4 separate regions of the Mus musculus genome follow, and all the other regions are linked to region 3. The links are chromatin loops, found by intact Hi-C in ENCODE. Cell type or tissue: left cerebral cortex. All regions are shown on one strand. Each heading gives the region's core, and the rest is flanking DNA. Links, peaks and the distances in the headings are about the cores only.

Region 1 (8,189 bases), core at 2,685-5,184, 76 kb before region 3:
AGGGGATTCAGACCACCATGTCGGTGGTGGTGGTCGTCGTGGTCGTCGTGGTCGTCTTGCTCACATCAGACCAGGAAGGAGAGGAAAGGGCTGCTGCTGCTTTATATTAGTTCCTCTTTTATATTCAGTCTAGGACTCAGCCTATAGGTTAGAGTCATCTGTATTCAGGGTGGATCTTACCATAGTTAAACCTCTCTGGAAACATTTCTCTAGACATGCCTGAGGTGTATGTCTCTTAGGTGATAACAAATCCAGTCAAACTGACAATGATGAGAAATTGTTGCATGTAGCTTGGGTTCTAATTCTTAAAGTTAGTTCTCCTTAAGTCTAATAATTTGAGTTTTTACTAATAGAGTGGAAATTATACTGTTTATCTCACATGAAATATTAGAAAGTTAATTATCTAACATGAATAAAATACTTTAAAGAGAAAAATGACATTAATATTCCTGTGTCGACATCTTAAATATATATCTAAGAAAAGTTGAACAGGGAATCTTTTTACTAACAAAATGGCCATTAGTGGTTATATAAAACCATTCATTGCTGCTGTAAAGACTAAATTATAGGCAGCCTGTGTTTGTTAGGACAAGTTGATATCAAAACTATAGAAAGGCCCTGTTACACAGTAGTAGGTATTTACATATTTCAAAGTAGTCTACAGAATTTTAGACAAAAAGACTGGCCTAAGGAAGTAGACACTTGAGCTAAAGCCAGCTCCAATGGACAGGGTTTTATAACTAATGAGTTGAATGTGTAAGAATCAGTCAGTTACTAGGCAGACCAAAAAATGTTATTTTCCCTCTTCCTTTATGTGTGTTCTAAATAATAAATTGAATTTAATCAGTATATGGAGTACTTACAAGGACTCACGTTTGAAGCTAGACTTCTTTCTGGTTCTGCCAATTCATTTGCACAGCACATGACATTAAAGAAACCTGTAACTGTTTCGCTGTTTCTGCTTCCTTCCAGGTAAAATGGGTTTATAATAGTAATGGCCCCTTAGGGTTGTAACTGCTTGGGCCACCGGCACTGTGTGAGCACTTAGAGCAGTGAATGCAGCATCATTAGTGCTCTGGCGAGTCAGGATGTCGTCTCCATCCTCACCGCCACTGTTGTAGTCATTGGCACTTGTCCTTCTGTTAAATAGGCTGCCCCTAGTAAATGATGGTAGTGCCTTTGATTTTGCCGTATTAACCAAATAAGAAAGCTGTTCTCAGGTGTGAGCAGCTGCACATAGACCACTCGTGAATCAGCAAACTTTACTCAGTTGAACCTTGCCTTGCTTTGTGCCCTCACTAGATGACATCATCTTCTCCCAAGACTAATTATTATCTCTGTGCTGATGACTCCCCGCTCTATATCACCAGCCTAGGCTTGTCTGCTAAGGGCCAGACCCATATATTCATCTGTAGAGCTGCCCATGGTCATGACTACTTGATGCCTTTTATAGTCAAATTCATATGACTAAAAAGTGCCTCACCATCTGTCTCCTTGATCCTGCTCTCCTTCAGGGTCCTTAGCACATGCTATGGACCCTAGTGGTGTCAGAAAACCTAGAGCATCTTCTGGACTCTCCTCACTCTATATATACAGCCAGTCATTGCGTCCTAGCCCTTAACATTTCTAACACAACTCTGTAACCTGTTCTTCCCTCTGTGCCTCACCTCACCTCACCTCACCTCACCTCACCTCACCTCACCTCACCTGGATTGATTGATTGCTCACTGATCTCTCACTGTCTGCAGACTTGTCATTCCTTTCCATCTTCCTGCTGATAACCAGAGGGTCTTTCAAAAAGATCCCTAATCATGAGAACCTGATTGTGTCTTCAGAGCTGGGTCAAGGAGCCAGTCGTCCCAGGGCAGTCTGAGTGGGCAACAGAACTGTCCTAGAAATTTAACAAATGAGAGAAGTTCTTCTCAGGGAAAACACTGTGTGGGTGGAATAGACAGTCCCAGTCTTCAACCTCCCTTGCTCACCCTGCTCTTCCTCTGGCCCTCCTCTCCCACACAGGGAATTGTAAAATGCCTTCAAGGAGATTAGATCTAGCTAGCTGGAGGACTGTAACCCATCATGCTCCTTGGGTGTACAAACTGGGGACAGAGCTCAGTCACTTGGGTCAGGTAGTAGGAGAAGGGGCTGCTCTGTTTTTCCCCCAGAACGAGCTCCAAGTCAGATCCTCAACTAGTCTCCTCTTGACTAGCAGCCCCAGCATTGTCTGGGGACTGCAGAAATCAGACCTGGGCTAGGGCCTGTTGATCTCTGCTAAATTGCCCTCTGGGAGGCTCTCCATTGCAGTCTGAGCTGCTGCTAGAAGCTAAGGAACTTTGGTCTGCAGGGAGACATGGCTAGCTTGGCTGGAATATATGTCCGTCCATCCATTCATCCTTTCCTTTCTTTTCTATTCTTTTTTTTCTCTCTCTCTAAGATAGTGTTACTCTCCTCACTCTGGCTTCTTCTCAGAGATCTCCCTGACTCTGCCTCCAGCGCTGGGATTAAAGGTGTGTGATGCCTCACCTAGCCCTACGTATGTTATAGTTGATGGTAAATTGCTGTTTCCTCATTTATCTTCAGAGCAGCATCCATAGACTTTAGGATTAATTCTTCTTATCCTTTCACATTTACTTTAATGGACCCTCCCCTGCTAGCAGTAACAGCAGAAAGTAACAACAGCCAACATTTCTTGGACAAATATTTGTTGAGTAGCTGCTGTACTTGCATAATGTTCTAGAGTTTAGAGGCTTGAGATAACTTGGGAAGCATGCAAGTCAAGTGTCCACTTTCCTGAGGGGGGACAGGTGACTGTGAGTAAAGGAGAGAGTGATGAGCCACGCAAGTGCAGAGCAGAAGGCTGAATTAGGCTACTGGGGTGGAGCCTGACTGCACAGAAAGGGATCTGAGCTGCACTTGGAATGACAGAGCGGCCAACCCAACCTGTGAGTATCCCAGCATTCCAGGGAGAGTGGGGCATCGAAGCAGAAGTGGGCTCTGTGATCAAGGCACAGAAAACAAATAGTGGTCCTGGAGGAAGAGGCTGATGGGAGGGGAGGACTGAGAAGTGAGCAGGTTAGAGGTGAGTTTGTAAGCCATGCAAGGGGCAGGGCTTTTTCCCTTCAAAACTTCTTTAACACTTTGATATGTGTGCATAATAAACTTTAGTTGTTTTCACCTCCAGTCCTCTCATTCCCTTAACTTAGAAATACTGAGGTATAATTTACATATGATAGAAGTCTCAATCAGTAATATTATGAAGTTCCTTAGGGCTGAGATATGGCTCAGTAATTAGGGGCACTTCCTGCTCTTTAAGAGACTCTGAATTCAGTTCCCAGCAAGTCCATGGTATCTCAGAACTGCCTGTAAGTCCTGTTCCAAGGGATCAGCACTCTCTTCTAGACTCCATGAGCACTAGGCGCAGATGGATTATATATACAGATGTGCAGGCAAACGTATAAAATAAATCCTTAGAAAGATATATATAATTTGCACCAGGGGTGGTGGTGCAGACCTTTAATCCTCTGCACTTAGGAGACAGAGGCAGGCAGAAGTGCAAAATGTGTTCCAGGCCTGCCAGGGCAACACAGTGAGACTATCTCACATAACAAAACAAAACAAAACAGAAAGTAAAATGTGATTCAGTGGTTTTTCAGAATATCCACAAAAATATGCAACTGTCACTTTGATATTTTATCCCTCAAAAATGCTGTGAGCCCATTAGGACTTTGAGTTTTAAGTGCTATTGTAAGTGTCAGGGAGACTATAGCAGGAGCGACCATCTGACCCTAAAGGGTCACCCAGGCAGCTCTGTGGAGATGGTGTTTTGTGGAGGGAAGGGAGACAGGCAAGAGGCTTGGATGAAGCTGTGCTGAAATGGAAAGGATAAATGGGACAAGAAGGATCCACAGAGCACACAGCTCTAACATGTGGTGTTGCTTTAATGGTCTACAACCAAGAGCCAGCTTGTTAAATTCTAATTGTCTCAAATCAAAGCTTCCAAAAACTGCAGTAACATTGTGAGCATAGAGTGTTTCCAGGAGACGCTGCTGAAGTCTTTGTTGGGCAGGCGAGGGATGCTTTTTTCTTGTGCCAGTTCCTTTTCAGCAACTTCCTGGATTGATCCAGACAGGCTGCTGATAATGCCCACTAAAGGCAGTAGTGTGTTAGAATTTTGAATGAGCTGCCATCCATTGTTGAGGCGAAAGGTTTTCTAAAAGAAATTTCAAATTTGAAAGTAAGCAGACTTTGAGAAATGGTTGGCACAGTGCTGTAAACTATGGCATGGTTAAAGCTCTACATACCTCAAGACCTGCTCTGGGTGCATCTCTGTGTCCCCAGACTCAGGTCTCTTTCTTACGTCTGCTTCAGCAGCACTGAATGAGCCTCTCAGGCAGCCCATGTGGGCATGATCCTAATGTCCTGTCTGCCTGAATTGATAGGGTGCGGGTGGGCCAACTCTCCCTCTCTTGCTAATTTCTCACTTCAAGCACTAGGCCTGCTTCGAGCATGTATTCTCACATTTATTTTAAATACATATAATATGTGTGTGTATATATCAAGGAATAAATAAATGATGCACATGTTAGCATTTGGAAGTCTAGATGTTTTGAATGATAGGTATATATGATATCATGTATATAATAATATTAAATCAATATATAGTTTACTATGCATAGATACTTTATGCAACCTAAAGCAATCAATGAAAACCCAGCTGGGAGAGGTTTTCATCTATTTTTACTTTGAATATTTAATTCTCAAGTTTCAATAGACTAAAAGTTAGAAGAATCACATTTTAATTTTGAAATTAAATTTAGGTCAGTGCTTCCTTTTCTAGGAAGCTGGTGACAGTGGAGGTCCAGGCGGTGCATTCTGGGTACTTACTCCCAACTGGCTTTTTCTTTCTTTTTCTTTTTCTTTTTCTTTTTCCTTTTCTTTTTCTTTTTCTTTTTCTTTTTCTTTTTCTTTTTCTCTTTCTTTTTTGTTTTGTTGTTGTTGTTTTGTTTTGTTTTTTCAAGACAGGGTTTCTCTTTGTAGCCCTGGCTGTCCTGGAACTCACTCTGTAGACCAGGCTGGCCTCAAACTCAGAAATCCGCCTGCCTCTGCCTCCCGAGTGCTGGGATTAAAGATGTGCTTATTTCTCTTGATACTTTGTTTAGGAATTTATGCAGGAGACCCTGTCCTACATTGTCTCTTTTATTTCTTTCTCTGCTTTGTTTTCTTAGCATACTGTAGTATATTGACTGGCTGCCCTCACCTTCTTCTAGCTAAAACACAAGATCTGTGGGAACAGGAATTTGACCTGTTTGCTTCACTGCGGCTTCCCCACTAGTGCTGATGGTGCCGTACCCTAACCTTTATTTAATTGTGAATGAGGTATAAATACATGTTTTAGTTCATTTTTAACATTTGGAGTTTTCTTCAGATTTAACATTTGACTCCAAATGTTTGACCTCTTATTGTGTAAAAAGCATTGGGATGAAAACCTTAATAGTTTGTTCATCAGCCAGCATGCACTGGGCTGGTCCTGAAGACAGAAGGGAGACGAGGAAACAGGGCCCAAAGAAGAGCTCCCTGAAGAAGGGATTCACCGGGTGAGCAGGAGCTAGGCATACATGGAAGGAAGGCTGTGGGGCCTGCTGGTGAGCTGGCAGATCTACACTCCTCAGACACAGTGCATTGATTAGAGTTAAGGTATCTGTAGACAGTCAGCTGTCTGGTCTTCTTCATGGGTGCTGGGGACAGTAGCCTTTAAAATATAGGGAGTAGAATTTACTGAGCTTATTCTTCCTTCCCTTGTGAAGGGGGTAGATTTTCAGAAAGAGTTTACTCAGAACAAGTGTACAGCTTTCATTGAGATGTTTTTTCTGAAAAAATGCAGGTTTGTTGAAGAGGATCATATTCCGTACATAAATGCTTTTAAGCTTTTTCCAGAAGAGATGAAAGTGTATGGTCGTGACAAAGGCATCTTTGCTATAGAGGTAGGTTATATTCTTTTGTGCATTGCAGTGACTAACATGTCAGCATTACAGTTGTTTCTATGTTCTCTGGTGCAGTATTTGATTCTGCAGTTTTCAAACATGTCTAAAATCTAGTTTCCCCTAGTTGTAATTTAATGATGGGTAGATGTATTCTTTTTTTTTAATTTGCTCATATGATGGTTCTGAAAGTTGTGGTTCTGTCCCTGCTTGCACACAGGATGGCCTTGTAGGAGAGAAGAAACTCATCACCTTGTGTCAGGAGGTGCTAGCTTAAGTTTTGTACTTACGTTAATTTCTCTCCTTTCTGAAACAGGGTCTCATTGTGTCACCCAAGCTGGCCTTGAACTCACCATCCCTCTGCCCCAGCATGCTAAGTGCTGAGATTACAGTCATGTACCATATGCCTGACTCCTTTCTCTTTCTCTAGATCTGTTCCTAGTGGAAATGCTTCTGTCCTTCAACTGTGTATCTGTATTAGAGTACTCAAAGGCTTCTCCTTGGTCTTCACTAGATGGTTGTAGATATACTAAATATTAATATTAAATATTTTCTTCCATTTCCCACTTAAGGAATTATTGTTCTAAGCTTTTGTGGCTTCTGTGGCAATGGCACTGTATCTACTTTAGAGATATCTGTGGAATACATGCCAGTGGTTTCTAGTAGTACTTGTGGCAACTTAATAAAGACAGTACTCTTTATACGATGTGAAATTAAGGCTAAATCATTGTAAGTTTTCTACAGCCTTATATAATGAGCAAATCACTAGACCTTGGCCTGGACTACATCTCCCACATCAGAAGTCTTCTGTGCCACGACAGCTTCTCAGTCGTCGTAGAAAAAGACAGCTAAAGAGGTTCCAGATCTTTCCTTTCAAAACCCACTATTGGACAGCAGAGTACAAAACTTCCAAGAACATGGGTCTTGAGTAAAATTGACCAAAGTGAGCAGTGCATTGAGAAATATTACTTATAAAAAACAAAAACATACAACAGTAACAGAAAACTCTGCAGAACTTTGGGTGCAAACAATGAGTGTGGAGCACTTTTACTTGAGGTTTCTCCTACCTGTCACCTGACCTTGATCCAGCTGGTAGGACGGTGCTACCAGAATGTGGCTGTGCCTATTAACTTCATTGCTGGAGAGAAGCAGGGGGCAAGTGAAATAGAAAATTCCATAGGGGATGTTCAGAGAAAGTCCACATCCTACTTACCTGAGACTGACTGCTGATGAATCAAGCAGATGAACCGTAGTTACTAAGCGGACAGCCCAGAATCTGAGCAAATGTCCTAATGATGTCACTGTGGGTAAGAGACATTGACATCAGTTAGAAAGTTGGATGTCTTATACCAAAAGTTAAATGCTATCACATCTACTTGTCTGTCTGTCGGTCAGTCAGTCATCCATCTATCTTTGTTGTTTTTCTTTTATTGTTCAATCTTTCAAAGGTAGGTGGATTCCCTTCTTTGGAAATAGAATTTAAGGCAAAAGAAATAAAAAAGATTAGGACCAAATAATTGTAAGAATTTTTTTCCCCTCAGTTAATCCTCTTAGAAAACACTTGCTTTGTTCTGCGGTAGGTAAGAGGCTGCCTGTGTAATCGTTGTTTGGTAGTACATAATGGGGAGGATCTTCCCCCGCTTTGGTCTCACATTTTAAAAATCATTTCCATTCAGATGCCCTGTGATGTAAAAGTTTGCTGGCCTGTCAGTGTGTTGACAACATACAGACAACATTTTGAAAAAGTCCCAGTATTTCACCTTTCTCTGAAATTAATCAGGGGAACTGATTGCAGTTCATTGCCAAATCAGGGTGTAGCAGGACTGTAGTGTTCCAACCCCTCTAACCCAGGGTTTTAGTTACCTGCAGTCAGCCACAGCACAAAAATATTAGATGAAAAATTCAAAAGTTAACTCAAAAAATTTGAGAAATGGAATGAAGCATCGTGTGTTTTGAGTTTTGAGTGATAGGATGGTCGTCCTGTGTACTGCTGCCAGGGCGTGAGTCATCCTGTGCGGCCTGAGCGCCTAGCATATGACCTGCCCACTCATCACTTGGCAGCCGTTTGTTATCAGACTGACTATCCAGGATCAGTCACAGTGCCTAGATTCTGTAAGCACTAATGGACTTAATAATGGCCATAAGATACAGGCAGACTGACTATCCAGGATCAGTCACAGTGCCTAGATTCTGTAAGCACTAATGGACTTAATA
Region 2 (8,189 bases), core at 2,400-4,899, 130 kb before region 3:
CCCCTCCCTTGCTGCTACAGCTTAGGAACTGGAACTCGGCTCAGCCTCCTGATACCTTGTGAGCTCAGTTTGTCCCCCATTGTGGGGCGCATTGTTATCCTCTAAAGAAATGTGACTCTTGTGTGAAAGAGAAGGCCACCCAGATGTACCCTAATCCTATGGGGTGACTGTGCCCTCGTCAGGAGGAAATGACACATAAAGGGCAAAGCCACAGAAAGGATGACAGGACAGAGGTCAAAACCTGGAGTGATGAAGAGCTGGCCAAGGAACACCCAAAGACTGATGGCCACAGGAGCTGTGAGGGACGATGAAGGGTTCCATTCAACCACCAAGGGCCATGTCCCTTCTGACCCCTCAGTTGTGAACTCAGAACTATAAGGGGTAGTGCTGTTTAAACCCATCTCACCTGTGGCTCTTTGTTACAGAAGCCAGAGGAAACTACCATGTCCCCTGACTTAGGATGAGAAGCCTAGGGCTGGCTAGAGGGAGCATGGAGAAGCCCCGGGAGGCTTTTACTTCCCCACTCGGGCCTCAGTTCCTCTGAACTTGCACCTGGCCCATTCCTGGTGGATTAGGCACATGCCGGTTGACACCTTCCCTTGTTGTTCTCCTCCTAGTGTACTGTAATTAACAAGGACTCATGCCCAGCCATCACCCGAGGGTGCTGAACCTCAGACTGGCAGGCTCTACCCCCCTTACCTTGACACACTAGAGAGGGGACATGGGAGGGGGCACTGGCAAGAAGCTATGGGATCATATAGCTCCTGAGCTCGAAGGAACTTCCAGACTCAGATTCACACAACCCTCATCTGCTTCAGACAGCTGGGCCTGAAGCAAGAGGCATGGCGTGCATTCAGGAGCTGAGAGCAGCCCCAGGTGATTCTCCCATACTCTATTGTTACAGAGAGGGTCCGAACATAGCAGGAGACACATACCTCTAGCTGGCACACGCCAGTCATTGTAGCCTTGCTGAGCAGCCCATGATATTCTGGCTCTCCCTGTCAGGATGGTAGTGGAGGGAAGGGGCAGGAAGGTTTTCTGGAGAAAGTGGGCTTTAGGCTGCCTCGGGGAGGGTTGGTTTAACTAATAGAATATGTTTCTCGGCATCTGTCACTGTGATGGAATGCCATGACCAGTGTAATGTGGGGAGGTAAGGGTTCACTTGACTTGCACTTCCTCATCACCGTTCATCACCAAAGGAAGCCAGAAACTCAAAATGGCAGAATGCTGGAAGCAGGAGCTGATACAGAGGCTGCTTACTGGCTTGCTCCTCAGGGCTTGCTCAACCTGCTTTCTTATAGATCCAGGACCACCAATCCAGGGATGGCACCACCTACAATGGGCATGGCCCTCCCCCATCAATCACTAAGTAAGAGAGTGCTTTACAGTTGGAACTTATGGAGGCATTTTCTCAATTGAGGTTACCTCCTCTCAGATGATTTTAGCTGTGTCAAGTAAACTATTCAGCACGACATCTGTGTATAAACTCTCTCAGTCTGACTTAGAATGCCCAGCACGGCACCAAACTCAGTGCCAAGTCCTAGTGCCAAGCATCTCATCAAGAAGGGGAAGGCAAGGGAGCCCAGCCTGGGACTGAGAGTTAGGCTCAGAGACCAGGCAAAGGGTCTTGCCTAGTTACTAGGGTAGGAGGGGGTAGCAGGGACCTCCTTCAGTCATCTTGATGGAGACCCAAAGGTGTCTTGAAACAATGTGGAGCTCTAGAAGAGAAGCACACATCCCAAATACAGAGACAGCTCTACCATATCTCCTCCCCCACCAGACAGCAGGCAGGAGGGACAACAGAGTTTAGCAACAAATTTGTTGTACTGCTCTGTGCTCCTGACTCGCTTAATGGTTGGGCGCTCCTAAACCTTCCCCTGCTAGCAAACACTCCCCTCCCATACTCCTGAGTTAACATCTTTTAGAATCTAGATTTCATCTCTGCTACCCCAGGCCCAATTGGGGAAGTGGCCTGTAGCCACTTACTCTGATTCTCCCGTGTCGGTGGGCCTTTAGGTCTGATCTTCCTTCCTTCCCATCATGGCAATCTCTGCTTCCTTCTTCTCTCCCAGCTCCTAACCCTCACAAATCTCAAAGTTGGACACATAGATTTCCAATTGGGGGGTGGGAGGCAGATTAATTCAGAGCATTAGAACCAATCCCCAACATCAGAGCAGTGAGTGGTCCTGGCCATTATCCTAATGAGGAACTATGTGCAGGGAAGCTGCAGGTTTTTCTCCTGGAAGCAAAGATTGTCACTGTCTGGCCTGGCTCTCCCTTCCCAGGGATGCCTCCTTCCTGAGTGTTACCTATAAGGTTGCTTGGTACCTAGAAATAGCCAGGAATCCTGGTGAGAGCAATGGTAGGCCCCATTCTCCTGATATGACCGTCTTTCAGGAGCCACCAAGGCCTGGAAGATCCATTGAGCCTTGTGTAAAACTGGTGGGGTTGCCAATCAGGTCTTCAGCCTCTGCCTTCTGTCCTCTTGCCTTCCTCCTTCCAACCATCCAGAATTGGAAAGTCATGTGAAAGAAATCAAGGAAAAGGGCTGGTATATATTGGTTGCCTGTACCTGTGTGTGTGCGTGTACGTGTGTGTGTGTGTGTGTGTGTGTGTGTGTGTGTGTGTGTGTGTGTGTGTGTGTGTGTGTGTATGGATGTGTTCATGGATGTGTGCACACTCATGTGACTGTGTAAATGTATGTGCTTATGTAGGGGTGGGAGAGCATATGCATTTGTGTGTCTGTGTACATGGACATATGTGTTCATGTGTGCATGGAGACCAGAGGTCAATATTAAGTGTTTCTGTCAACCATGCTCCACCTTGTGTTTTGAGACAGGGTCTCTCATTGAACCCGGAGCTCATGGATTCACCTGGAGGAGCTGACCAGTGAACTTCAGAGATCTGCCCCTCTCTACCTCCCAGCCCCATGCTGGGATCACAGACAGCTCCTGGCCCTGGCTTTTATATAGGAGCTAGAGAGCCAGGCTCACACTGTGAGCACAGAAGGCACTTTTCCATCTCCTTAGGCCCAAGTGCCTTCCTTTCCAGAAGATTCTAGAAGCAATCCCAGCCTACTGGCTCACTCAGGCCAACACTCATTTTCAGCTGGTTCTCAGCAACCCAGTGCCTGACATGGTAGATCAGGTATATTCTCTGTGTCGTTACTGTAGTGACACACAGTATACTTATGTCCCTGTAACTGCTCAGTCAACACTTAGGTTGTCTCCCAAGGCCCTCCTTTGCCCACAGATTCTTAGAATGCCTCAGATGACCTGATACATCTTACATTGGGCCAACAGCTCCTGGTGCAGGATTCCCCCACCCCCACTTTCCCACCTACGCAGACCTTAATCCATTGAGTCCACACAATCCTTTCAAAGGGCTAAAAACTTCTCCTGGAAGAAGAGTATGGCACATCTATTGTCTCTTCTGGTAGGGGATACTCATCAGGAGTGGGCTGACTGTAGGTTAAAGCCAGGAGAGAGGCTGAGACCTTAGGCTCTTTCCATCGAGGTACCACTAGGTGGCACTCTCGACCCTCACTTAGGGCTAAACAACCAGACTGGGGGAGTCAGCTAGTTAAAAGGGGCATCCAGGTATTTCGGGAAGACAATCACTGAGCAGTGACCAGGAAACACCCCCAAAGCTGAGGGAGCCTTGTGTTTGACAGACACAGCACCTTGTCCCCCTGCTTTTGACCTTTAAAGCTCTGAGTATTAACATATTTCTCATTGGTCAGGATCAGTCTGAACTCAAGGGGCACGGTAGCTAAAACATCATCCCAGCACTTGGGATTCCAAGGCAGGAGGATAGCTACAAGTTTAAGGCCAACCAGAGCTACAGAGTGAGTTGCCTGCTCTCCTGGGCTAAATAGGAGAGTCTCATCCCTGTCCCTGCCTCCCTCTTGTCAGTTTGTTCATTCCAGTGCTAGTGTTCAGAAAGAGTCGCACGGTCTGTAGACAATGCTGGACAGATGGGCCTTGACTCAGTGAGTACAGGGCTTTATGACTCGCTGTGTGTCAAGGATGCCCTAGGGCTAGCCCCACCAGAAATGGGATGGGAAAGGAAAGAGGACTAAGAAAGACCAGCAAAGAAACTGTTACATCCTCCCTGGGGAGGGTATCCTGGCCCCAGCCACGATGAGGAAGTGAGGTGAGAGGGACAATTCCCAGCCACCAGGCCTATCACCCACTCCCTGAAGGGGGCCAGCCCATGACCTTCTGCTAGTGTCAGTACTTTCTGACCCATATCCTTCCTCGATGGCCACACAAGGGCCAGCCCTCCCCCAGTGGTGTCTGTACTTGCTTTGGTCTTAGGCCCTGTCATCTACTCAAAGTCTAACCTTCCTAGGTGCCATTTTACTGTTGATATTTCTATAAATTTTATTTCTTTCACACAAGAGTATAATGTTGGTATTACACTCTTATGTGTAACTCTGTACAGTTTATATCAAGTTTTATATTTATTCTTTTTCCAAGGATATGGTATCTTTGAAATATACACAGATGTATATTCAGTAATTGGGAAACTATAAACTTTCTGACTTAACCTTGGGGTTTGCAGCTCATGGATGGTATTTCTGAGATCATCAGCACACCAGCTCTGCCTTTTTAGAAAGACGTTGTTTTATCTGAGCATTTACTGTTGGTTTTATTTACAAGGTAAGTTCTCTCAGTCAAATTTTTGTTTGTTTTTGTTTGTTTTTCGACACAGGGTTTCTCTGTGCAGCCCTGGTTGTGCTGGAACTCACTTTGTAGACCAGGATGGACTGGAACTCAGAGACTGACCTGCCCGTGCCTCCTGAGTGCTGGGTTTAAAGGTATGTGTCACCAACATCCCCGGTTCCCTCAATCATCTTTTTCTTTCTTTCTTTTTTTAAAGATTTATTTATTTTATGTGGGAGAGTACACTGTAGCTGTACAGATGGTTGTGAACCTGAGAAGTTCTCCTTTTTATGAAGGCAGTTGGGCATGTGAACAACACCAGGTGACGGATACAGCAGGAACTTCAGTTGGTCAGTGGTAGCCACCTGAGGTTAGATTCTAGACTGTCTCCACTGTAGCAGGGACCAGCAGAAACTTTTCCTTTGATCTCAGGACACTATACACATCTGTGTTCTGGACAGTGGTCCTCTTTGGCCATCTGCTCTGTAGAAGCAACAGGAAGGGACAGAGCAAGTCAGGGGACTGGGATATTCAGAGCATTGACACAGTTCCCTCTGCTGCCCACAGAGGACTATCTCAATGGTGAAGACATCAGGACTAAAACTCTCTATGTCAAGGATCCAATGTTAAAGAAACCAGCAGCAACAAGCCCATTGTATCATGGTGATGGGGTTCTTTAATGTACTCTCTTTATGACCTGTAAGAGAAATCATTTTCTCCCATTCTTGCTGATGAATATCAACAGCAGGAAGAGATGGGGAATTTAACCATGCTACAGCGTTCTCTAAGGCTTGTCATCTAAGCGCAGTCCCTCAGAGGCCCACAATCTCTCCAGGATGTTCCCGTCATCTGCCAATCGCTTTCTGGTCTTCTTGTTCCCTTTTCCCCCTGATATCGGCCTGATTATTTGTTACATTCCTCTCAACTACCCTCCCCCACTCCTGCCGCCAAAAAAAAAATCACAGTCCTGCCTCGGTTTCCCAAGTGTTAAGATACCAGGCATGTATGTCCACACCTGTCCTGGCCAGACTTGGAAAAACAAATATTAAGACTTGGCAGTATCTACTAAAGGGAATGGATGCATACAGTCTGACTCAGTGATTCCACTCCTGGGTTTAAAGACAACTGCCAAGAGAGGGTGAAGACAATGCCAAGAGCAGCCACAGCTTCTCCACATGGGAGAATGGATAAACACTCTCACAGAATGGAATGCTCTGAGACAATGAAAGTAAACAAGCTACCAGGTTATATGACTTCCACAAACACGAAGGTGAATCACAGAGGCCAAGCACAAACCATTTACATAAAATTGTAGTTACATAAAATTTACAACCGGGTAAAATGAGTCTCTAAATGGCAGAAGCCAGGGTTCTGAGCCACCTTTGGAGAGGGTAAGCCTCTCTCTTTTTTTTTTTTTTCCATTTTTTATTAGGTATTTAGCTCATTTACATTTCCAATGCTATACCAAAAGTCCCCCATACCCACCCACCCCCAATCCCCTACCCACCCACTCCCCCTTTTTGGCCCTGGCATTCCCCTGTACTGGGGCATATAAAGTTTGTGTGTCCAATGGGCCTCTCTTTCCAGTGATGGCCGACTAGGCCATCTTTTGATACATATGCAGCTAGAGTCAAGAGCTCCGGGGTACTGGTTAGTTCATACTGGTTGTTCCACCTATAGGGTTGCAGATCCCTTTAGCTCCTTGGGTACTTTCTCTAGCTCCTCCATTGGGAGCCCTGTGATCCATCCATTAGCTGACTGTGAGCATCCACTTCTGTGTTTGCTAGGCCCCTGCATAGTCTCACAAGAGACAGCTACATCTGGGTCCTTTCGATAAAATCTTGCTAGTGTATGCAATGGTGTCAGCGTTTGGATGCTGATTATGGGGTGGATCCCTGGATATGGCAGTCTCTACATGGTCCATCCTTTCATCTCAGCTCCAAACTTTGTCTCTGTAACTCCTTCCATGGGTGTTTTGTTCCCACTTCTAAGGAGGGGCATAGTGTCCACACTTCAGTCTTCATTTTTCTTGAGTTTCATGTGTTTAGGAAAATGTATCTTATATCTTGGGTATCCTAGGTTTTGGGCTAATATCCACTTATCAGTGAGTACATATTGTGTGAGTTCCTTTGTGAGTGTGTTACCTCACTCAGGATGATGCCCTCCAGGCCCATCCATTTGGCTAGGAATTTCATAAATTCATTCTTTTTAATAGCTGAGTAGTACTCCATTGTGTAGATGTACCACATTTTCTGTATCCATTCCTCTGTTGAGGGGCATCTGGGTTCTTTCCAGCTTCTGGCTATTATAAATAAGGCTGCTATGAACATAGTGGAGCATGTGTCCTTCTTACCAGTTGGGGCATCTTCTGGATATATGCCCAGGAGAGGTATTGCTGGATCCTCCGGTAGTACTATGTCCAATTTTCTGAGGAACCGCCAGACTGATTTCCAGAGTGGTTGTACAAGCCTGCAATCCCACCAACAATGGAGGAGTGTTCCTCTTTCTCCACATCCACGCCAGCATCTGCTGTCACCTGAATTTTTGATCTTAGCCATTCTGACTGGTGTGAGGTGGAATCTCAGGGTTGTTTTGATTTGCATTTCCCTGATGATTAAGGATGTTGAACATTTTTTCAGGTGCTTCTCTGCCATTCGGTATTCCTCAGGTGAGAATTCTTTGTTCAGTTCTGAGCCCCATTTTTAAATGGGGTTATTTGATTTTCTGAAGTCCACCTTCTTGAGTTCTTTATATATGTTGGATATTAGTCCCCTATCTGATTTAGGATAGGTAAAGATCCTTTCCCAATCTGTTGGTGGTCTTTTTGTCTTATTGACGGTGTCTCTTGCCTTGCAGAAACTTTGGAGTTTCATTAGGTCCCATTTGTCAATTCTCGATCTTACAGCACAAGCCATTGCTGTTCTGTTCAGGAATTTTTCCCCTGTGCCCATATCTTCAAGGCTTTTCCCCACTTTCTCCTCTATAAGTTTCAGTGTCTCTGGTTTTATGTGGAGTTCCTTGATCCACTTAGATTTGAGGGTAAGCCTCTCTTACAGCAGCCTCTTTCTTAGCACAAATAGTTATTCATGTGGATACGTTCCACTTGAAAAAAAATAATATGTTGTATACTTACAGCCTACAGGAGATTTTGAGCACATTTCACAGACTTTGATTTTTAATATGAACCAAGTTTAAGGATTAAAGATAAGGGACTGGGGACGTAGCACAGCTGGCAATGTGTGACTCTTGTGCTGGCTAGTTTTACTGTCATCTTGACCCAACCTAAAGTCACCTGGGAGGAAGGAACCTCAGTTGAGCAATTGACTAAATCAAACACAGACTTGTGGCCTTGTCTGGAAGATATTGTCTTGATTGATGGCTTGATGTGGGGAGAGCCCAGCCCACTGTGGGCAGCACTTCCCTAGCAAGGCATGTCTGGGCTGCCTAAGAAAGCTAGCTGAGCCTGAAGCAGCATTCCTCCAAGACTTATACTTCATCCCTGCCCCAAGTTCCTGTACTGAC
Region 3 (8,189 bases), core at 3,419-5,918:
GTTGCACCAATGTTCCAAGGTGTGTACACTCTGCAGAGTCTTAAGCAGTAAACTGAAACACACCAAATCGTGGCAGGTCTTTAGAGCCCACAGGTAACAATAGCGAGCATTTATTCAGCATGTGCCTCAGGGTGAGGGCCAGCTGAAGGTGTCTCTGACTGCCAGGGAGACACTTGGCAGCTGAAGAAAGCCTCGCTTTAGTAGTGAAACCTGCGTCCTGTGGAAGGAGTTTCAGGCACCCATGCCTGTTTAGCCACTGTTGGTGTTGTTGCTTGAGTTAGGTGTTTTCTTTGGGGGGGTGGGGAGTGGAGCAAATTTTTACCCTTCCTCCATTCTGCCACTCCCAGGAAACAATGAGCTCCTCTGTGGAGACTTCTCATTTGACAGCTTGTCACCCTAACCCTCCTTCTCGTGTTCCTTCCTGAAAATCCCATCTGTGGCTTGCTCTGTCTTTCAGTTGGCTTTGCCATGCCTGTTTAGTTTTGTTTTTTAGGTTTGTTTTGTTTTGTTTTGTTTTTTTGTTTTGTTTTTTGTATCTTTGCTACTTTTAAAACAGAGCAGAACAGCTGTGGCTCTGGCCTGCTGTGGAGTAGATATTTGGAGGCGGTGTGAGGCCTTAGAGTCAGGGGTTCTTATAAATGGAAGCCACAGGTCTCCCCAGCCTTTTGTTAAGCAGATGAGGACTTGACCCCTCTGTTAGTCCACAGACTTCGCCTTCAGCCCTTCTCGTGCTTCCAGAACTTTTGGTTGGCAGTCAACTTGCTGCTGAGTCTCCTTTGTGACCCATGTGCTCTCTCACCTGTCCTGTTCTGTACCGTGGGATGGAATGTGGTCTGTGTTTGTCTTTAGTCACGCCCCCATCCAATTCTGCATAGTTCTGAGCACACATTCTGCTTCTTTGGGACAGCAAGTGCCAAATCACTGCATCTGCCAAGTGTCCTTAGGTTCACCAAGTCTGGGCCGTGGAGCACAACAGAGGGAAGGGGAGCAGGTAGGTCCCTCCAAGGGTTTTCTCCTCCGTGCCTCCCTTTTATCTCGGTGACTTTTCCCCTGGCTCTCTGCATGGCACAGAAACCGAGACGCTGTGTGGGCGGTGTGGGAAGCGGCTGTGGCAACAGCGTGCTGACTCGAGCTTGTTTCCCCTTCAGGGAACGCCCCTCCTGGCCGTGGGAAGCCTGCGAGTCAGTACTTTTTCTCCTCCCACGTCCCTGCCCGCCCCACCCCTTCCTGCCGGGTCGGCTCTTTTCTTTTGATGGTCATTTGATAGTCTGAGAAGTTACCAAAATGCTCAGCTGCGCCCTTCAAGCCCTTGGAGCAGTTGGCAGTTCCTGGTGACAGTGTTCTTGTAGTTGTAGTGTCTTTAGGACAGCATAGTCACCTCCCACCAGAGCAGGGAGCAAGTGTGACGCACCTAGATTATCTGGAGCATCAGAAATGGAACTAAATGCTGCCGAGTGGGTGACTCAGTCTCGATACTGTCTCGGCTCCATACACTCATTAACTGCACGTGAAGTGGGGTGCCAGGGAGAGGAGGTGCACGGGGTGGGGGTGGGGGGACAGGGCAGGTTTATTTGTTTGTTCTGGTGGAGGTTGGGGGAGGGCTGTGTAAAGCCCAATAAATGATCCCTACTAATTAGACATTTGGCCAAGAACTGGATCTTGATTTACAGTTTAAAATCTTACACTATCAGCTTCAATTCAGGTACTTAGCCTCTTTGACATATACTAGGAAAAAAAAAATGGTGATTTTACTCTGTCTAGTTAGTGCTATTGGAAATGAGGGGGAAATATTACCAACGTTTTCATTTCATCTGTTGGACAATTTCTCCCCATGAAGAGCTACTTAGAAAGACCTTTGTACTGATTTGGGTGATTAAACTTGAATTTATCCTATAGTTTCTACTTTCCTTTTAGAAGATAGATTACATTCTAGAAAGTAGCTTATAGATATTATCTGTATTTGACTAAGTTGAATTTTGATACATAAAAATAAAAACAAAGGAGAGTCCCAGAGGCCACTGGGATTGTATCCAAGATGGCTGTCTCTGTGTCTCCTGGAGCCATGTGGCCATCAGCTAAGTCCTGCAGCTCGTTTGCAACAAGTAGGAATTTGGCACAGACAATCTGCTTGGTTTGAAACTGGGAGACCTTTAATTCATGCCTCATGATCAAGGTGACCTTCGGCTCCATCTTCTGTGTAGGTGTCTGTTTCCCCTTACCCTCCCACGTCTCCAGGTTTACACAGGTGGCTCTCCATGAGGGGCTAGGAATGGTCTGGCTCTGGAGTCCTGGGAGCTGGGCCCTAATAGGGCTTTGCCATCTCTGTCTCTAGTGAGATTATGAGAGCCAGGCACCATGGGTAGTGTGTGGCATCCATGGGAAGGGAGACATTGAGGATCAGTGCATATGGAGAATGTCAGGCTGCTTCAGTTACCATGGTAACCTTACCTAAGCATCTTCCCCAGTTGTACCCCTTACTTATCTCTGTCCTTTCCCCTCCATTGGAGTCTTTCTTGTGATGTGTATCAGGCAGTCAGAGCTTTTTAAGTGCATCTTTATGCATAGGTAACAAGTAAGCCAGGGGCTCTCAGCTCTGAAACCAAGCCTTTCCCCCAAGTCAGGCAGAGTGTAAGGGCAGAGCGCCATTGGTTTACCCCTGAACTTCCCTAGACAGGTATGACTCGTTTCTAATGTCCTTCCAGGGAATTCTACACACATTGTCAATGCTTTGCTACTAAGGCAGAAGAACTGGCTTGAGAGGCCCTATCGCAAAAAGCTCACTTCCCTAACTGTATGGTCAGTTGGCCAGTCACTCAGCTGTGCAGCTCCGGGAGGGGACAGACATACCGGATCAGGCAGCCTGGCTTGAAGCAATGGCATTCTCCAGACTATGGATCATCAGCAAAGCCAAAACCGTGTTCTTGGGTCTGGCATCAGCAAGGCCAAGCACCATGTTCTTAGGAGTTCCAAGGAAGATGCGTTTTCAGCCAGTGATTCATTGGCTGCTGAATATTCCAGCAAAGCGTATTTGAATTGGACTTTACCTTTCTGAGTACCTGTTGTGAGTTTAGGTGGGAAGGAGACAACTGAGCCTAGTCTGAAGAGGGAGCTAACATGGGGGCCCAGCAGGCATAGGGGATGGAGAAACAATGGTGGACTTGTCTTCTGCAACTTCAAGATCACATTGGAGATGGGGAGAGCTGTATTCCTTAGCCTGTCTGTAATTGCACTGTGGTGGGGTATGGGGTAACCTGTCCTAAATTAGTCTTAGGGTTTCTATCGTGGGGCTGAAACACCATGGCCAAAAGCAAGCTGAGGAGGAAAGGGTTTATCTGACTCATACTTCCACACTGTAGTCCATCACTGAAGGAAGTCAGGACAGGAACTCAAGCAGGGCGAGAACCTGGAGGCAGAAGCTGATGCAGAGGCCATGGAAGGGTGCTGCTTACTGTCTTGTATCCAGTGGCTTGCTCAGCCTACTTTCTTATAGGATCCAGGACCACAAGCCTAGGAAGATTCCCTACCCATAATGAGCCGGGCCCTCCCCCGTCAATCACTAATTTAAAAAATGCCTTTCAGCCTTATGTGGAGGCATTTTCTCAGTTGAGGTTCCCTTCTTTCAGGTAACTCTGGCTTATACCAGGTTGACATAAAACTAGCCAGCACAATTATTAAGAAAAGTCCAGAGCTGAAAAGATGGTATACTTGGTGACCTAGTTCAAGTTCTGTTGCTGTTGAGAAACATTATGACCAAAAGCAAAGTGGGGAAGAAAGGGTTTATTTCATCTATAGGTTACAGTCTACCATCGAGAGAAACCATGGTAGGAACCGAAGCAGAGCCCATAGAGGAACAGTGGTTACTGGCTTATTCCTCTGGTTTGTTCAGCTACCTGCCTAGGGATGATGCCACCCACTGTGGGCTGGGCCCTCCTGCATCAGCTAGTCGTTAAGAAAATGGCCTCCAACTTGCTCACAAGCCTTGCTGGAGGCCATTCCTCAGGTGAGGTTCACCCTCCCCACGTAGTTTAGGTTGGTATCAAATTGACAAAAACTGACCAGCACAGTGGGTATAGCATTTGCTCTGCAAGTGTGAGGGCCTGTGTTCCATCCTCAGAGCCCAGGTAAGAGATGTATGCCATCAGACCTTGCAGAGAGACAAGCTCTTCCCAGGATGAGGTTCAAGTGGCCTGGGAGAGTCACTGTGCTGCCTCTGGCCCCACATCACTGGCGGCCTCTGTCCTCCCCTTCCACATAACACACCTGGTGTCTTCTGACACGTACCAGGTCTGGACACCAGGCTTGCTCTCACAGTCCTTCTGACCTGGACTAGTCAGACACTTACAAACTTAATTCTTCATCTCTTCTACTTTGTTCCTGGGCAGTCATTTCTGACTGAGTGTTCTGCCTCCTTGTGTCTCTTCTGTTCCCCTTCCTTTGAGGATAGACATGGGAGGAGCAGCCAGCCCTGCGAACAGTGTCATGAGGCTCACAAGATGCTTCTGGGAGAATCCTTATACAGCAGTTCAGGATATAAAGAGGACACACATGAAACCCTCAGCTAACATACATCCCTTGCTTTCAAGCTGCATTTTACAACCAATTGAAATCTTTCTGAAATATTCTGAGTGCATGAATTCTCGGCCAGGAATGAGGAACTGTCCTAGAAAAAAATGGCCTGGATGTTTAAAAAGAATCTTGCAGAACATCTTTGGCCTGTTTGGTAGTTGATTTTTGTGGTTAGGTTTCTTTTTTCTCTTATAACTATTTTGGGTGGGAACTTTAGTTGCAATCTTTTGTGATTAATGTTTTGATTAGTTGAATAACATCATACTTTTTCCTCAGGAGAAGTCGCAAGGAAGTGTAGAAACAGAAAAGTTAGCATCGCAGGTTCCTTCCATAGCAGAGACATCCCCACCTCAGTACGCAGAGACATCCCCCACCCCAACACTCTGCTGAAGGGAACGTGTTAGTCAGTCTGTTTGAAGAACTTAGCAGTAGCAGAACTGGAAGTGGTACGTGCGTGCATGAGTGTGTGTGTGTGCTTGCTCGCGCTCAGGTGCATCCACTCTTGTTTTGTGGAGGAGACACTGGGTGTGTAGCTATCCATCTCACTCTTTATCCCTCTGATGGCTTCTGTAAGAGACTTTGGTGATCATATCAACAGAGGGAATTTGTCTGCCTCAGAAGAACTCTTGGATGCAGCTTATTTTATACAGATTTGGTTGCCTTGGTCTCACTCAGCATGTGGACTCGATCGCTTTCTAAATTCCTTTATGTGTATGGCTGTCTTGCCACTTCCTTAAGCGTAGAGACAGCTAGGGTTGATCTTTTCCTTCAGTTCTCCCTCAGCCCTTTGAGTATAGCTAGACTGACAGAGAGTTGGCGTGGCTCCACGACTCTGCGATACCTCTCAAGCCCAGACTGGATAGCTTATTGAAAGTGGAAATGTTGACCTATGAAAGCACACACTCTATGTCTTCTCTTTTATTAAAAACATATGCAAGGGCTGGGACTGTAGCTCAATGGTAAAACCCTTCACTCTTGTGCAGAAGGCTCTGGGTTGAATCCCCAAATAAGTGAAAAAACAAAAACCCCAAACCAACATATTTTGCCTGGGCAGTGGTGTTGCACACCTCTAATGCCAGCACTTGGGAGGCAGATGCATCTCTGAGATGGAAACCAACCTGATCTACAGAGTGAGTTCCGGGACAGCCAAGGCTACACAGAAAGTCCCTATCTAAACAAACAACAGATCAAAACAAAAACAAACTACTTACGTCTCCCAGAGGTGACTGAGGTGTGATCTCAAAAGGTCACGTACCATACAGCAGAGTCGCAACTAGAGCACGTGGGGTTCACACCGAGCTGTTAATCCTGAGAAAATTTCTTAACAACTTTGAGTACCTGAGGACGGATATGACCTCATGGAATAGCAGGATCTGTGGATAGTGGATATTCCTACTTCATAGGTCAGTGCCTGTGCAAAATGCTTTTTCAATTAAAAATTCATGCAAGAGGGGCTGAACTCTTCACGGGAGAAACCCCGTGTTAAGACAGGTTTTATAATCTTCAAGCTTTGAAGCTGAAGGAGACCTTTGGTGCACTGAAGCGTGCTGGCATGTAGGAGACCAGTCCCTTTACAGGGTAGCATCATCCTGGTTGGGCATGTGAGCACCAACTGGAACACCTGAAGATGGTTTTGGTGTCTGAACCACCCAAGCTGAGGTGTCCCAAATCCCCAGCCACATGGCCTGTCACTGTGGGTTTGGGGACATGAGCGGTCCGACATGGCTGTGGCGTAAAGCAGTGTTGGAGAGAGAGGCTCCCAGGGCTTTTGTGGACAGTGGGGAGGAGGAAGGAGGCAAGAGTGCTCTGTCTAGCAAGTCCCCAGGCCACGTTGAATGAGGTTACATCCTTTAAAGGAACAGTATTTATAGGAAGTAGACTGGTAAATGTATGTATGTTTATGTATTTCTGTGTGTGTGTGTGTGTGTGTGTGTGTGTGTGTGTGTTTATGTGTACATGTGTGCTCATGTGTGTGGAAGCCAGAGGTTGATACTGGGCTTCGCCCTCTATCACTTTCCACCATAAATCTTGACACAGTCTCTCCCTGAATCTGGAGCTCACCAACTCTCATCTCGGTTGGTAAGGATGGGCAAACTCCAAGTATCCCCTTGGCTCTGCGTCCTCAGCACTGGGCTTACAGTCCACGATGTCACGCCCAGGTTTTAGTTGTGAACCAAATTCAGGTTTTCCTGAGTGCTGCTAGGCTGGTACCTGAATTACTCAAATCATTTTATCTGCAGTAATGGCAGTAAGGTTTGGGGCTCACCCTCCTCATCCACTGTGGACAGAGACTATCACAGGGGGCAAGAGCTCTTCTGCCTTGGCTGGTCATGTGACAGCAGGGTCCCAGGTTACAGTGCTAGTTACTGGGCAGAGCTGTGGAACACTTGGTTGCTTTGATTTTCGGATCAAATCTGCCTCTGTCGAGCACCTTACCCTGCCCAGAAGAAAGGAGAGGGTAGGGGAGAAGCTGCCCTTCTTGCTAGCCTTTGGTGAATGCCTAAACTAGCATGGGTACCACTTGGCTTAGCCCAGGATGCCCATGACGGTCCAGTGTATTCTTCCACGATGCTACTGCGTGAGCTGTCGTAAGAGCCATGCTGCTTTCTTGGAGGTCTTTGCTGTCCTTCACACCGTGTGCATCTGTTCCCTTGGCCCCACTCACTGGTGTGTCTGTGTCCATCTGATGGAGGAGGCCCAGTTAGGAGGAGTCAGCCTTCCTGATAACTTCTGAAGCCTTCTAAGTTGGGAAGCCCTTTCATAATGAGAAAGCAGATGCTTCCGAATGAGGCATGGAGCGAGGGTGTGAGGCAGCACTCCCCTCAGGCGCTGCACTCAGGCTGATCCTGGCATCTGCTCCTGCTTTGAGCCCGACTTGAAGCGGGGGATCAAGGGGAGGGCAGATTTGGGTTGGATTACTGTGAAATCCTCTTGCCAGGGGAATGGCTCTTTGGGTCAGAGACTTCCTGGAATTGGTGAGCTAGAGTGTACTTTCCCAGGCAGCCATTTTTGAGTTGGGAATTGTGCCACGTGGCCCAGAATGACAGAGGCTTAGATTTTCCATCTGACCGGAAGGTAAAATGTACAGTGGTTTAGTAAATGACTTCTAATGCTTACAAAGTTCTTTTAAAACTTGTTTTCTTATTAGTTTTATTTTTCCCCTTTCAGAGTTCTCTGTCTCTCGTGTGTGTGTGTGTGTGTGTGTGTGTGTGTGTGTATGTCACAGCATGTTTGTGGAGGTCAGAGGTCTCACCTTTCACTGTGTGACCCAGGTCACCAAGCCTAGTGAGGCCCTCTCTTCACCTGACGAACCATCTCAATGGCCCCTGTTCTATAGACTGTCTGCTGTCTCTCACGTGCATATTTTCAGATTAATATAAAACATTCTTTTAAATATGTACAAGAAGGCATCAAGTCAAAGCACAGATCTTTCTGCAAAGCAGTTCAGAAATCCCGTGAGCCACTTCCTGCTTGCGTATCTAGACTTAAGTCTTTTTTTAAAAAAAAATGAAAGCAGGGGCCGGGAAAGTGACTCAGTCAGTAAATGCTTGCCTTGCAAGAACGAGTACCTGAGTTTGGCCTCCTGCACCCATGGAAAAAGCTGGGTGTGGTTGTGTGCCTTT
Region 4 (8,189 bases), core at 3,010-5,509, 59 kb before region 3:
AAATGTAGCCCAACTTTAAAAGTCTAAAATCTCTAAACTATGGGCCCCTGAAAAATTAAAAACAATTTACATACTTCCAATATATGATGACACAGGATAGTATTCTTATTCCAAGAGTGAATAATTAGGACATCAGGGACACATCAGATAAAAAGAAAACCAAAATCCAGCAAATATCCCATCCCATAGCTCCGTGTGTAGCATCTGGGGTTTGTCTTCTGGGCTTCAAGGAACCTTGGTAGCCCAGTCTTTCAGCTTTGTAAGACATCTAAGGCTTCAGCTTCACTATCACCATTGGCCTCTCAAAGCCTCGTTGCAGGAACCTGATCCTGCTACACAGAGCCAGCCTCAGCTGCTCTCCATGAGCCCCTCAATCTTGCATCTTTCATGCCTTCAAACCTAGTACCATAGGCGGGACAGTGGTGGTGCATGCCTTTGATCCCAGCACTTAGGAAGCAGAAGCAGGTGGGATCTCTAGTTTGAGGTCAGCCTGGTCTACATAATGAGTCCCAGAACAACCAGAACTGCACAGAAAAACCCTATCTCAAAAGGAAAAGAATGGAAGAAAAATCTAGTACTTCCTGGAACTGAAACTACAGATGATTGTGAGCTGCCGTGTGGGTGCTGGGATCTGCAAGAGCAGCCAGTGCTCTTCACCACAGAGCTGTCTCCAGTGCTGAGCCTTTTCCCTTAATACAGTTTCATTACATTTATTTATTTGGGGGTTGGTCAGAGGGCAAATTGCAAGAGTTAGTTCTCTCCTTTTCTCTTATTGAGAAAAGGGTCATGCTGAGCTTATCAGACTTGGTGGCAAGTTCCTTTGCCCTCTGACACATCTCTCTGGCCCTCTTGGAGAGCTTTTGAAAATAAGCAATCTTTTAGGAATGATTTAGATTTATAGGAAAAACCATAATCCTAAAAACAATCCAAAGAACACCCATTTTCTGACCTTTACTCAAATTCATCTTTGTTAACATTTTGTACTCTTTGGAAGTACTGGTTGTCTCTGTCTGCCTGTGTAGCCACATAATTCTACTTCTGTTTTTTGTTGTTGTTGTTGTTGCTGTTGTTGTTTTTTGGTTTTGGTTTTGGTTTTCGAAATAGGGTTTCTCTATGTAGCCCTGGCTATCCTGGAACTCACTCTGTAGACCAGGCTGGCCTCCAACTCAGAAATTCACCTGCCTCTGCCTCCCAAGTGCTGGGATTAAAGGGGTGCACCACCACGCCCGGCCTTATAATTCTACTTCTGACTCACTGAGGGAAGTTACAGCCATGGTTTCTTGCCCCTAAGTACTTAAGTACACTTTTCTTAAGACTAAGAATATTCTGTTCCATGCTGCAATTTGCTTACAAATTTTTATTCTCTTTAGAACTATGTCATATAGATGTGCCATAATTCAAGTAGTTTTCTGTTAATATATTAGCTTTTTGTTTGGGGAGAAAAAGCTAAAGAAGTCAGCTAGCTAAAAAAAAAAAAAAAAACAAAACAAAACAAAAAAAAAAAAACCTTAAACTAAAAGATATCTATACATCTGCAGCAGGAAAATTGATAAAGTATGTTAAGTTTGTATTGACTACATTAAACAAATGTAGGAATGAATAGACTGTAGCTACAAGGAACGTGTGTGAATCTAAGAAACATGATGAGTTTAGAAAGCAAGATTCTGGGAAGTCTGTAAAGGGATCCCATTTTGTTAGTATAAGTTATTGGTGGTTCAAACTCAGAATACTAGGAGACTGCCTCCAGCAGACAGAGGGCTTGGTAGGAAAGGTGCGCACTGGACACATCCCTAGTGATGATGTCCTAGTTCCTGAGCACACAGTAGGTTCTTGGGTGTTCACTTTTCTATCTTACGCCTAATGTGCTAATATATAAAATGTATTCTTCTGCATCTCTAAAGGTTTAAAGGCAGCTAGAGGATGCTAAGTGAAATTTCTAAAAGAGAAGACTCAATGGCAGTTTATGGTACAAGGCTGTTTCTATGTCTTACATCTCCAGCTGTGGGGCATAAATCCCATGTGAGTTGGGACTGTGTTTTGCTGACTCAGTCTCAAGAACTGTGTGCATAGACAGGCTCAGTTGTGTGGTTGATTAAATGATGAGAGATGGATATGAAACAAAGTATATTTAAACACTACTTTTGGGAGAGTTCAAATTGATTTGCTCAAGTTTTTGTTTTTCCACACAAACCAGAAATTTCTAGACTGCTTCTGATGTAATCATTGTGTGATATACCAGAAGTTAAACCATTAAATAGTATTATTTAGTTAAAAAAAAGAATTCCATTAAGTTTGGTTAGGAAATACCTTTGGGATATAGCCTCCATTTATAAGCTGGTGTATTTAACAGTAAGAATCCTGGGCGTGTCAGTATCATTGTGAGATAAATCATCTTATCAGGTAGTGTGTTCTCCTCACCAGCAGTGCTCAAAAAGGGCGTCTCTGGGGGGACATTTATATTGCTTTTGGGAGAGCCATACCTCCCTGCCAAATGAAACTGGTGATTTCATGTGGATTACCTGTGATTTAGTTTGATCCTGACCTACTACACCCTAGTACCCAGCATGCTCAGCCCAAGGTTCTCCTCCCTGCACTACCTAGGGAAGAGAGTAGAAACTTGCTTTGCACTTGATATCAGCAGGCATGAATCTGCTGCAAACAGTAGTCACTCAGCTCTTCCAGAGTCAGTCCCAAGAGGGTACCACCTGCTCTGCTGGACACCAGTTCTCAGTTTCTTATAGTATGAGGCTGTGACATTGGAATACAGGTCCAACAACAGTCAGCGCGGTCCAGAGGCTGTCCCCAAGTCACCAGCTTCTGCCATGGCAAGTCCTCCTTGGTCCTTAGCTCCTAATTTGAATTTGCTCACAGGGCTTAGATCTGCCTGTACAAATGTTTCTGAAAAGCTCTCGCCCACCCCTCCACCCCTCCCTGGGGTGGACCCAGGCTGTACTCCGTATATGTATCGCATTCGCCACCATGACCCGATGAACATAGGAAGTACCTTTTGTTACTACACAGTAAATGTGTAACCATTAAGATAATTCTAGCAGTATAAAATTGGCTGGTGAGCTCTTTTATGAATCATAATATATGTGCAATTCATTTTATCCTTTCTCTATAAAGAATACATTACAGTGCTTTGCCTTTTATTGTGATAATGTTACTCCTTGTCAGTTTTCTTGGGACAAAAGTCTTGTAATAAATTTATATTCACAGGTGCATCCAGAGCCCGCCAGCGTCTTCTTAGCTGAATTTTAGCTTCATAACAACAGTAGGCAGGGTGTGGCCTGCACCTCTTTAATAGCCGAGCAGGAAGTCAGCTCTGACGGGGTATTGTAATCTGCTTTATCACAGGAGCCTGATGTTGTGTAACAGAAACTCCAGCTTGTCCTCGCCTGTCCTAAAGCATTGCTTCATGAAGGGAAATAAACTCACTGGAATATTTGTGAAATTCAATTAAAATGCTTTCCCAAGCACTGTTTTAAAATGCATGCTGGAACAATTTATTATAGCCTTGTGGTCTTTTACAAAACATATTAATTGAGTGATTTCTTCAGTTGTAATTAAGTGGATCTGTGCTATTCTAGAAGTCCTGTGTCACATCTGTATAGGGTGGAGGAGTGGCCTTTATTTCTCCAGGAGAAGGGAGATCTGGCTGCTTTGGACTTAATGGACGGGCTGCTTTCCTTCCCCGTGTGCTCTGCCTTTGCTCACAAAAGTGCATTCACTCCACTAGAGTGTGTTGAAACTTTTCAATGGAAATGGCTTTTCACTAACAAAGGAAGCATTTTCTCCCCCTTCCCATGTCTTAGCTCTCCCCACAAAGTCTTGGCTTCTCCAGCAGCTGTACCTCCACCAGCAGTGACAAAAGGTGCGATTGTGCTCAGAGATGGCCATGAAGATAATGTCACTGGAGTTTGTGTGGGCTCCTGGGGACTGTTTTTCTTCTGTGTTTTGTTCTATTTTTGTTATTTCAGAAGGTTTAGCACGCCTTAAGAAAACCAAGAACACTCCCCCCCCCCAAAAGGCTTTAGAAATCCTTTTTAAATCTTTATCTGATGGGAACTGCTTCCTTCCATTAGATGTTCTATTAGCTCTGAGGGAGGAGCCTCTGCCAAGGAACAGTAGGTTTGAAGAAATCCACCTAGATGTAGGAATGAAGTGGGATCCTGAGAGTGGTGAGTGGGTTGCTTTCTTGCAGGCAGGCCAAGAGAGTTTCAGTGTCTGACTTGAGGGCAGCAGACAGTGTGCATATTAAGCTTCGTTACCTCCCTTCATCTTCTTTTCCAAGTTGTGACTCCAGCTCCAAGCTGGCAGCCTTCAAGCTGTGTCTATTTACTTAATTAACTTGAAGATAACTTGTCTACATCTTTCTTGGTTCGTTTTTCACTTAAAGTTCTGGGCAGTGGTGCTGATTCTGAAGCACCATTTGCTTCTAGCAAAAATCTTTCAGGTTTTCTGATAGTTAGGCTGAATACCTAATCTCCTTTGGAGCACTCTGTCCACCCGACAGTCAAGCTGTCAGTGGAACCAAATCATAGGACCTAGCCACACTGGTCTCCACTAGATACAGTTCAGCTGATGAATGGCCTACCTTTTGGGCCATGATTCTTTCGTATATTTATAAATAGACACTAATAGACTAATAGACAGCCATAGTCCTTCGCAGTCATTCTAAAGCTTCCTCTCAAGATTCAGCCATCTCGACATTGCTCACTAGACTCAGCAAGTGTGGATAAAGAAGCCACCAGAAAGTCCTTCTGAAATACAAACACACGGTCTGAATACTGATAAGCAGCATTCTTTCTTCCCTCCAAACAAGCAGAGAGAAAAGATGTAATGCCGGTTCAGCCAAACCCACTGAGTGGCACTCTGCCACAATGATTCATTTTGCCTTGGAGCGATCTTACACCCTTTGTGAAACTAGGTCTCTCTTGGTTGAGGGAAGAAAAAGACTCTCCAGAGCTGTCAGTCACTGCATAAGCACCACCAAATGAAGGACTTAGTGGATCAAGTGTAATACACTTCGAGTGTCCAAACCTTCCTCTAGATCTGTTCACCATGCCACTCAGTAAGTCACCTGTGTCCCTGGAGCATGCTTGTGCAATCTTGTTAGAGTAATAATCTGACAGCTTGAAGTTCACCTGGGGGAGATGAAGGTAAGTGTGGTGATTACAGGTGTGCTCAGCCCCTCGGTCCCACTCCTCCCTTGGGAATCACTACTGCTAGACAGCATAAGGAGCCAGGTGATGGCTTCTGTTCCTGGCCTCCCACATCTTAAAACATCACCGGTATGTGTGTGTGTTTCTCAAGCTTGGACAGTAAAACCAACTGAGGGTTTCTGCCATCCCAGAAGGAAAACAGAATGGGAAGCCACTGGGCTCTGCCTGTTACTTTTGCTTCCTCCTGCCACTGGCATATGTGCTCTCTAGGGATCCATGGAGACTCCACAAACCCATTAGAGCATCTCACACTTTAAGATGTATGAGATATGGCATACACCAGTTACTCAGAAGGATGAGGCAGAGGAATTTCGAGATCTGAGCCAGCCTGGGCTACATAACAAGTTTTGGGACAACTTGCATTATTTAGTGAGAGACACTGTCTCAAAAAAAAAAGATACAATAAGTTCTGGAGTCGTTGTTTAGCCCGTGTCTTCTCAGACCCAGACTGAATCAGAAAATCTGGCTATGAGATCTAAGCAGACGCCTCGGTAATGAGCATCTTGCTGGTGATTCTGGTAGAAGTGTTACTTTGCACAGAGCCTAGGAGTCTTATCTCTGCATTATTGTATTCCACACTGAGCCATATAGAGTTTGAGGTTAGTAGTTGAGAATCAGCAGGTAACCCAAGGGTCAGTGGGAAGCAAAATGCCTCTGCGCCTTACTAAACAAGAAAGCTCTGAGTGATGGGCCCCCGAAGCTTCTGCTGTGTCAGTCCATCCCATGATCTGCTCGTCAGTGAGAACACGCTGCACACACCGACACCTCGTTTGGGATCCTTCCCTTGGTTGTGTTGTGCAGGTGATCTCACCTGGGTGTTCTCGGGGATTATGTGCTGGCTATCTGAGCCTTAAATCTTGTGGCTATCAGAGGCTGCCTCCCCTCGATGGACTGAAGGCAGTAGGACCAAGGCAAAAGCGTTTCTCGGCCCTCTTCTAAACCACGCTATGGAGCAGTGCTGGCCCTCAAACAGGCTTACCCACTGTCAGTGGGGCTATGGGGTACCCTACTCAAGCTTTAGAGGTACTACCAAACCCTGTCTCGTTGATGCCTCCTGTGGAACAGGAACGAGGGTCAATGGTGACAAAAGTCTTTATCCCATCTGAGGCACTGAAGGAAAACACTTCGTCCTACTCTGGGCTCACTGAATAATAATCAGATGCACTGACCAGAGTCTGCAACTACTCTTCTGGTCTCATGGGAAGGAAGACCCATATCTTGGTGTCACATAGCTAGCAATTGGTTTCATGTCTCTACTGAAGTATGCTTCGACTGCTAACATAAGATCTGGGTAACTGTTGAGTGGTATACATTTTATACATGTTGGTTTTTTTAAATTGTCATTACTGTTATAATCTAAGCAAGAAGTATTGTTAGCAGATAGCATGTGAGAGAGGGAGATGACAGTTTCTCTGGGACACAGGAGAACTGTCCATTAGAAAAAAAACAAGCTGTTGGTGTGAAAGCCCAGTGTTACAAACTTGGGTGTGCCCACCATGGCTGAAAGAGAAGCCCTTCACATCTGAGTCATGACTTCTCATTTTGTGTGTGTGTGTGTGTGTGTGTGTGTGTGTGTGTGTGTGTGTGTGTGCAGTGTCTCACTGTAGCCCTGGCTGGAATGGAATTGTGTAGATGAGGTTGGCTCTGACCTCACAGAAATGGGCTTGTCTCTGCCTGCTGAGCATTGAGATTAAGTTTGTACACGTCACGCCTGACTTTTGTGGATTTGCTGCAGTTGTCTTCAGTATAGCATTCTGTATTGCTGAAATTTATGATTGCATACTAGTTTTATAATCAAACTTAAATGTTGCTGAAATATAGTTATAATTTAAATATATAGCAATGATGGAAGACTGTTTTTTTAAAAAATGGCATGACATCAAATATCCTTTAGTCATCTTTAAAAACATTTTGGGTAATTCATAAATTTAAAAGTTGGCTCTGTCTAAAAATAATATTACTCAAGAGTGCTAGCTCACACCTGTAATCCTAACACCTACCTTGGGAGGTAGAGGCAAGAGGATCACAAGTTTGAAGTCAGCCTGGGATACATAATGAAGGAAGGCCACCTTGAGCTGCAAAGCAAACCCAAAGGCCAAGGAAAATACTTAAATAGGAAATTTTAAAAGCAAAATCTAAAATGCCAGATTGAGATTAGATAAATTTTTTGTTGTTGTTGTTTTTGTTTTTGTTTTTCGAGACAGGGTTTCTCTGTATAGCCCTGGCTGTCCTGGAACTTACTCTGTAGACCAGTCTGGCCTCAGAAAATCAGAAATCCGCCTGCCTCTGCCTCCCAAGTGCTGGGATTAAAGGCGTGCGCCACCACCACCCAGCTAGATAAATTTAAAATCTGAATTTTAGTATAAATAAATAGCTTAACATTCTGTGTGTTTATTTTCTCCTCGGTTCATATTTGAAAAGATGGTGGCCAACTCATGGCCAGCTGTTGAGACTGACAGCTCAGCTCTCTGTGTGGCGGTTTTGAAAACATACTTAGTCCTACTAGCCTACCAAATTGCTGCTCATTAACAACCTGTTTGTCAGGAATTTGTCATCTATTAAATCACTTTTTTGAGTGAGGTGATTATTTTTCTAAGGGGACATGTACTGCTCTAGTGTTTGCTTGCATGTAAGAAGTATTCACGTATGTCTCCTCCTTGCCTTATTTAAAAGGATTAGGGCTGCCGTAAATCCTGTCAGCCATGCTAAAATTGTCTTAACTTCAAAGACACTCCAGGCTCTGCAGAGAGAAACAGAATTCAAAATGAATTATTATTTTTCTGAGGAAATAGTCACTTTCCTTCCAAAGATGAATGAGAATTTGTTTTCCTTTCTTTTTTCCTCTTTTAAATTGGCAAATTAGAATACAGTTAATAGTATTTTAGCATATAAGTAGAATTATTTTACCTGAACATTAAAAGGATTTTAAAAGAACACATTGCCACTTGGAATTGACAGTAGTAC

Evidence for each region. Peaks named below come from ENCODE experiments on the same cell type or tissue, not always from the same donor. Only the 100,000 strongest peaks of a DNase experiment are listed, where the experiment ranks them.
Region 1: a loop joins it to region 3, with 2.4 times the contacts of the local background. A loop is called at or near these places in 5 of 42 quality-filtered maps.
Region 2: a loop joins it to region 3, with 3 times the contacts of the local background. A loop is called at or near these places in 34 of 42 quality-filtered maps.
Region 4: a loop joins it to region 3, with 2.1 times the contacts of the local background. A loop is called at or near these places in 3 of 42 quality-filtered maps.

Annotation. Positions count from the first base shown.
Region 1 is chr12:24,517,224-24,525,412 of GRCm38, forward strand. Taf1b (TATA-box binding protein associated factor, RNA polymerase I, B) reads left to right here. Exons shown (of 15, transcript NM_020614.2): 8 at 5,879-5,978. Among named protein-coding and RNA genes, the nearest start is that of Taf1b, 23 kb to the left of the region's middle. In left cerebral cortex, for the core only: no CTCF peak of the experiment used is centred there; a DNase peak (open chromatin) is centred at 3,999; H3K27ac peaks cover 603 bases.
Region 2 is chr12:24,467,620-24,475,808 of GRCm38, forward strand. No RefSeq gene overlaps it. Among named protein-coding and RNA genes, the nearest start is that of Taf1b, 27 kb to the right of the region's middle. In left cerebral cortex, for the core only: a CTCF peak has its summit at 3,523 (motif pointing right); a DNase peak (open chromatin) is centred at 3,500.
Region 3 is chr12:24,592,191-24,600,379 of GRCm38, forward strand. The region is part of intron 8 of Grhl1 (grainyhead like transcription factor 1); the gene reads left to right. Among named protein-coding and RNA genes, the nearest start is that of Grhl1, 24 kb to the left of the region's middle. In left cerebral cortex, for the core only: no CTCF peak of the experiment used is centred there; a DNase peak (open chromatin) is centred at 4,473.
Region 4 is chr12:24,533,243-24,541,431 of GRCm38, forward strand. All of the region lies in intron 8 of Taf1b (TATA-box binding protein associated factor, RNA polymerase I, B), which reads left to right. Among named protein-coding and RNA genes, the nearest start is that of Grhl1, 35 kb to the right of the region's middle. In left cerebral cortex, for the core only: no CTCF peak of the experiment used is centred there; DNase peaks (open chromatin) are centred at 4,220 and 4,883; H3K27ac peaks cover 1,597 bases.